Linked DNA regions of Homo sapiens: region 1 is linked to region 2. Evidence: read pairs that join two places in POLR2A ChIA-PET (ENCODE). Cell type or tissue: A673. All regions are shown on one strand. Links, peaks and the distances in the headings refer to the core of each region. The heading gives the core; the rest is flanking DNA. Region 1 overlaps SMIM7 (small integral membrane protein 7). Region 2 overlaps MED26 (mediator complex subunit 26).

The links. Peaks named below come from ENCODE experiments on the same cell type or tissue, not always from the same donor. Only the 100,000 strongest peaks of a DNase experiment are listed, where the experiment ranks them.
Region 1: POLR2A ChIA-PET joins it to region 2 with 8 read pairs; 20 of 35 experiments call an interaction of 5 or more read pairs at or near these places.

The regions. Positions count from the first base shown.
Region 1 is chr19:16,648,708-16,651,612 of GRCh38, forward strand. The region is part of intron 4 of SMIM7 (small integral membrane protein 7); the gene reads right to left. LOC124904647 (a long non-coding RNA gene) reads right to left here. Exons shown (of 2, transcript XR_007067149.1): 2 at 1,172-2,905. Among named protein-coding and RNA genes, the nearest start is that of SMIM7, 10 kb to the right of the region's middle. In A673, for the core only: no CTCF peak of the experiment used is centred there; a DNase peak (open chromatin) is centred at 1,264; H3K4me3 peaks cover 413 bases; H3K27ac peaks cover 1,127 bases.
Region 2 is chr19:16,575,264-16,578,168 of GRCh38, forward strand. It overlaps MED26 (mediator complex subunit 26), which reads right to left. Exons shown (of 3, transcript NM_004831.5): 3 at 1-2,419. The coding sequence ends at 764. LOC105372295 (a long non-coding RNA gene) reads left to right here. Exons shown (of 3, transcript XR_936360.3): 2 at 2,903-2,905. Among named protein-coding and RNA genes, the nearest start is that of SLC35E1, 4.3 kb to the left of the region's middle. In A673, for the core only: no CTCF peak of the experiment used is centred there; no DNase peak of the experiment used is centred there; H3K27ac peaks cover 265 bases.

The sequences.
Region 1 (2,905 bases), core at 228-2,727, 73 kb after region 2:
ATCAAAACCTTCGAACTGGCTGTGCACAGTGGCTCATGCCTGTAATCCCAGCACTTTAGGAGGCTGAGGTGGGTGGATCACTTGAGCCCAGGAGTTCTGGACCAGCCTGGGCAACATAGCGAAACCCAGTACTTCTTGTAGAGACAAGAAGTACAAAAATTAGCCAGGTGTGGTAGTGCACACCCATAGTCCCACTACTTAGGACGCTGAGGCCAGAGGATCACTTGAGCCCAGGAGGCAAAAGTTGCAGTGAGCTGAGATTGTGCCACTGTACTCCAGCTCCAGCCTGCGCAACAGAGTGAGACTCTGTTTCAAAAACAAACAAAAAACTTTCATACCTACTAGGATGACCACAGTCAAAAGATTAACGGTAACAGAGTTGGCAAGGATACGGAGAAAGTGTAACCCTCGTAGGCTGCAGGTAGGAATGTAAAATGTCGTAGCTACTTTGGAAAACACTCTGGTGTTTTCTCAAAAGGATAAACACAGGTCGGCTTTAATCTCAGCACTTTGGGAGGTTGAGGTGGGTGGATCACTTGAGGTCTGGAGTTCGAGACCAGCCTGGCCAACGTGGTAAAACCCTGTTTCAGCCAGGCGCAGTGGTTCACGCCTATAATCCCAGCACTTTGGGAGGCCGATGTGGGTGGATCATGAGGTCAGGAATTCAAGACCAGCTTGGACAACATGGTGAAACCCCGTCTCTACTAAAAATACAAAAAATTAGGCATGGTGGTGCACACCTGTAACCCCAGTTACTCAGGAGGCTGAGGCAGGAGAATCACTTGAACCCGGGAGGTGGAGGTTGCAGTGAGCTGAGAACGTGCCACTGCACTCCAGCCTTGGCAACAGAGCGAGACTCTGTCTCCAAAAAAAAGAAAATTATAAACGTAGTGTGATCATATAACCCAGCAATTTCACTCCTATATAGCTCATAACTAAAAACATAAATCTGTACAAAAACTTGTACATGAATGTTCTTGTCACCACTTTCATAATAGCTAAAAAATACAAACATTTCAACTGTCCACCAACTGACAGATGGAAAACTGGGGAATAGTCATACAAGAGAATGATTCTGCCATGAAAAGGAATGAAGCACTGCTCCAGGCTACAACGTGGATGAACCTCAAAAACATGATGCTGAGTGAGAGGAGCTAGACACAAAAGGCCATGCAGTGTATGACTCCATTTATATAAACTGTCCACATGAGGCAAATCCACAGAGACAGGAAGCCGACGAGTGGTTGCCAGGGACTAAGGGAGGGGAAATGGGGCGTGACTGCCAATGGGGACGCGGTTTCTTTCTGTGTTGATGAAAATGTTCTGAAATTGGATAGAGATAGCGGCTGCATAATCCTGTGAATATTCTATAAAATACCGGATTGTGAAGACAGACTTCCGCCTTTTACTTGTAAAACCTCTCCATGGTTCATTTTCTCCCTAACTTTTCCTCTTGTTATTTTATGAAAATTTCAACACACAGAAGAGTTGTGTTGAAACACACTGCCACCACCTACATTCTGCAATTAACACTTTGCTGTACCACATACCTATCCATCTATCTAACCATTTATCCGTATTTTTGATGTGTTTCAATGTAAGTTATAGATGACAGTGCTACTGATCCCTAAATACTCAGGGACGTTTCTCCCCTATTTCAGACTTTTCATAACTTCTTAAACTTTCCAAAGCTCAAACAACACAAGAGTGGGCACAGGGAGATTGGGCACGGTGGCTCACGCCTATAATCCCAGCACTTTGGGAGGCCGAGGCAGGTGAATCATTTGAGGTCAGGAGTTCGAGACCAGCCTGGTCAACAGGATGAAATCTCATCTCTACCAAAAATAGAAAAATTAGCCAAGTGTGGTGGTGCGTGCCTGTAGTCTCAGCTCCTTGGGAGGCTGAGGCAGGAGAATCACTTGAACCTGGGAGATGCAGGATGCAGTGAGCTGAGACTGTGCCACTGCACTCCAGTCTGGGTGACAGAGCAAGACTCCACCTCAAAAAAAAAAAAAAAAAGAAGAAATAGGCACACGGAATATTGAACCATGCCCAGGCTCTGCCAATTTCCTCAGCAACTGCCACAGGGTCACCTCTCTACCCCATCTGGAGTGGATCCTTCCAACTCCCTGGCTAAACAGTGTTTCACTCCCATACTTAAGGCACTCATTTAAGGTTTATCCATGGTTACTGCATGCACATTACACAGCTGAAGTTAGGCTGCACAGACATAGTACCCTCCGGCCTTCTTCACTTTCAGAACGTTTCATTTCCCCATGCAGACAGAACCTTCTGGCACATCATCAGTGATGGTATTGTGACAGCCAGTCACATGGGCATCCTTCAAGTTACCTGATCCTTCCCCTGTTCTTGGACACTTAGGTGATTTCCAGTTTTTAAATATCCTGGGAAAGCCAGTCACTACCTCCCTGAGAGGGCCCTTTCTTGAGAGAATCTTCTCTCACCCATGGCCCCCAGTGAAAGAGTTGGCCTGGGTCAGAGGTTGGCACATTTTCTCTGTAATGGGTGACTGTTTACTAACAGTTCTGGCTCTGCAAGCCATGTCATCTCTGTCACACAACTCAACTCCACCGCTGTGACACAGAAGCAGCCACACACATGAACTTTTGCGAAGTTCATTCACAAAAACAGGCAGTGGGGAGATTTGGCCTGTGGTCTGATGACCCTTGACCTAAGTGGTTATGGCAGAATCAAGAACCCCCACCCCAAATGGACCAGAGTGACACCAAGGTGGGTCAATCAGACTCTGCCCCAGGAAACAAAATCAGGACCCTGGGCTACTGACTATGCAGGTCTTGGAAAGTTGAGCTGGGAGGATGCCCGAGGCTGCTGTTCTGGTCACAGACTAGCAGATGAGGGAGTGAAGATGCTGGTCAAACAGGAG
Region 2 (2,905 bases), core at 200-2,699:
GGAGGAAGAAAGGAAAGGTTTTTTTGTCTGGTGGTCTGATGGAAGAGGAATTGTTTAAAATAAACATGAGAAAACTTAAATTTTTGCAGCATTTCTTTAAAAACTGGGTTATAACTGAAACCAGATATAAACAGGTGGCTGCCCATGGAGTGTGGGTCACACTGGCTGGCCAGCTGGCCCGCCTGCCCAATGCCAGTGGCTCACCACAGCTGAGAAGCTTCTGGCACATGACAGACAACACTGGCCTGACAGTGGCTGGGTAGGGAGCAAACAGAGGCAGTGGCATGGCCCACTGTCTCAAGACACTCAGGGCCAAATTAAAGAACAGAAAATGCAAGAGAGATGAGATGCGTGCTTCTGTTGCTGTGTTAAAGGTGACCTCTCCCACAGGTTTTCTGTGCCTGCCTGCAACTGAGGCCCCAGCTTTCAGGTGCTGGAAAGTGTCCGCACCTCTTTGGGGGTGAGGGACTAACGCTTTTTATAGCTGGTTTGCTATAGAGTTCTGAACTCACTTTGCCGTCCTTCCTTCCACGCGGTCCTTCTTCGCAATTTTGTTAGTAAACTGGTAGCAGCATTTCACAAAAAGAGTTTTGAGGGAAGAGCGCAGAGAGACCGCGTGACTCCCGCCCCCTCCCTCCCGCCTGGGCCGGACTCCCCGAGTTCCCAGCGCAGGAGGCAGCTGGGCCCCGGCCACCTGCCCACCTGCCTGCCCGCCCACCCGGCTTCTGCAAGATGGGAATGCACTTTGTGGCTGACAGGCCGGTCAGTCCAAGCAGACATAAGGCAGAATGTTCAAGCGCCCGTCGTCGCCGTGCGGATCGAGCGATATGCACTGCGTCCAGTCATACCAGTTACCCTGTGTGTCCTGACACCCGTTCACCCCCGGCCACTGGCTGGCCTGGATTCTGTCGAGATCGTCCTGTGTGACCTCCCGGGTCAGACCAGGGAGGTCCGTGGGCGGGCTTTGAGGCACCAGCACATGCAGCTGCCTGGCCCCTTGCCGGGTGCTCTCCTCCTGCTTCAGGTACTCAGACATGAAGTGGTGAGCCCCTGGGGTCTGCGCGCCCGATGATGAGAGCAGGCTGCTCTGCCGGCTCAGGTAGGACTGGATGATCTCGTTGCGTGACAGCTCCTTCCAGTTCGTCTGTTCGAAGGGGCTCTGGAGGCTGGCCTTGGCCTCCTGCTTGTCCAGCTCTGTCCTGGACTGCTGCTCCATGTGCACAGGGCTGTCTGCCCGCACTGGCTCTTTCTGGGTCAGAGGTTTGATCTGTCTCGTCATGGGGTCAAAGGTGAGCTTCCGCTCTTTTAACCGGACAGGCTTGACGCCCGCCTCAGCCACCTGCCCGTCCAAGTTAACCGTATAGTCTCGAGGTCGGTACCTCTTCTTCTTTTTACTGTCCGAGCCCCCTGAGGAGGCAGCATCACTGTCCGCCTTGGAGGAGTCTGGGGAAAAGCCTGCCCGGGACAGGAGGGGCTCGGCTGGGGACAGCCCTGCCTTGCAGCCCGGCCCCGCCAGCCGCTGGTGGCTCTCAGGCTGCTCAAGCCAGCACACTGGGCTTTCCGCACTGGGCAGCAGCTCGAGCCGCCGTACGGGGGGTGTGGACGGCTGTGCCAGTGGAAGCGGTGACGGCACCTGTGTGGCATCGAGTGCCTGGGGCCGCGGTGAGGGGCTGGGCACGGAGCCCTTGGGTGCATACAAGCTCTGCTGCCGGGCAAAGGAGCCCTCATGCCGTGAGTTCCGAGGACTGAAAGAGCAGCGAGGGGGTCCCTTGGGATGGGGAGGCCCCGGAGTCTCGTCCACCCTGTCCAGCTGCTGCAGCACCGAAGCCTTTGGCTGCAAGCAGGGTCCAGGGGGCTTGCCCAGGCCCGGGGAGCTGGTGTGCGGTCGCACGGCGTTGACGGGGATCTTGCCACTGTGCTTGTCATTCTCGTCACGCTCCAGGCGGCTGCCCTCTGGGCCTGCATGCCCACTGCCATCCAGGGAGCTGGCGAAGCTCTCTGGACTCCCACTGATCCCGTTGGTGGGGAGGGGGGATGAGTTGGGGACCAGGGGGTCGTGGCTAGCTTTGGAGACCTTGGGTGGCGGCCCTGGGTGGCCGAGGTCACGCTGGTCACCCCGGCGCTTGCGGCTGCCCAGCCTGTCCAGCCGCTGCCCGGGCAGCCTCTGGAGGTCATTGCGGCTCTTCAGGTCATGGATGCTCCTGGGTGGGCCAGCCGCCCCCACCTCCGGCCGGCAGTTGTGTGCGCCCCCGTTGGCAGAGCCGGTGGCCCCCGCCAGCCCCCGCAGCGCCGCCTCATGCTGGTGTGCCGGCTCGATGAGCTTCTGCCAGCTCCGCAGCAGCTTCTTGGCCCGCTTGGCGAGCTCCTCGTTCTTGGTTTTCTTGCGGACGTCGTTGATGAGCTTCCCAAGTCGTGTTTCCTACAACCAGAGGGAGATGATGACATACTTTCGGGACAGGAACTTCTCCATGAGCTGAGCCAGAAATGGTGGGAAGTGGCCCTGACAGTGAAATGACCCGGTTCCCACTGAGCCCTAAACTGCCAGCTTCCCTGACACAAAACTTCTGGGGATTTCCGGTCCTTTGTGACAATATAAATTCTCAAACCTAGTTCCCAGACCTTCAGGGTCCCAGGTGGCTTCTCAGCAGTGCTGTCACCCAGGCTCCTGGTGTCAGGGGGCTGTGGACCATCAAGGCCACTGTAAGGACACTGCCAGAGAGGCTTCCTGGGTGAGAGGGTGCTGTGGCCGAGGCGACAGCACAGAGGGTCCGCTTCAAGTGGAGGGTTGGGGATGGTGCCTCTCACTGGAGCCTCCTCCAAGCACACCTCTCCTGATGTCCCCACGTGCCCACGAAGTGTGCTGGGCATGTAGGATGGGAGTAACACCACTTGGTCTCTGCAGTGC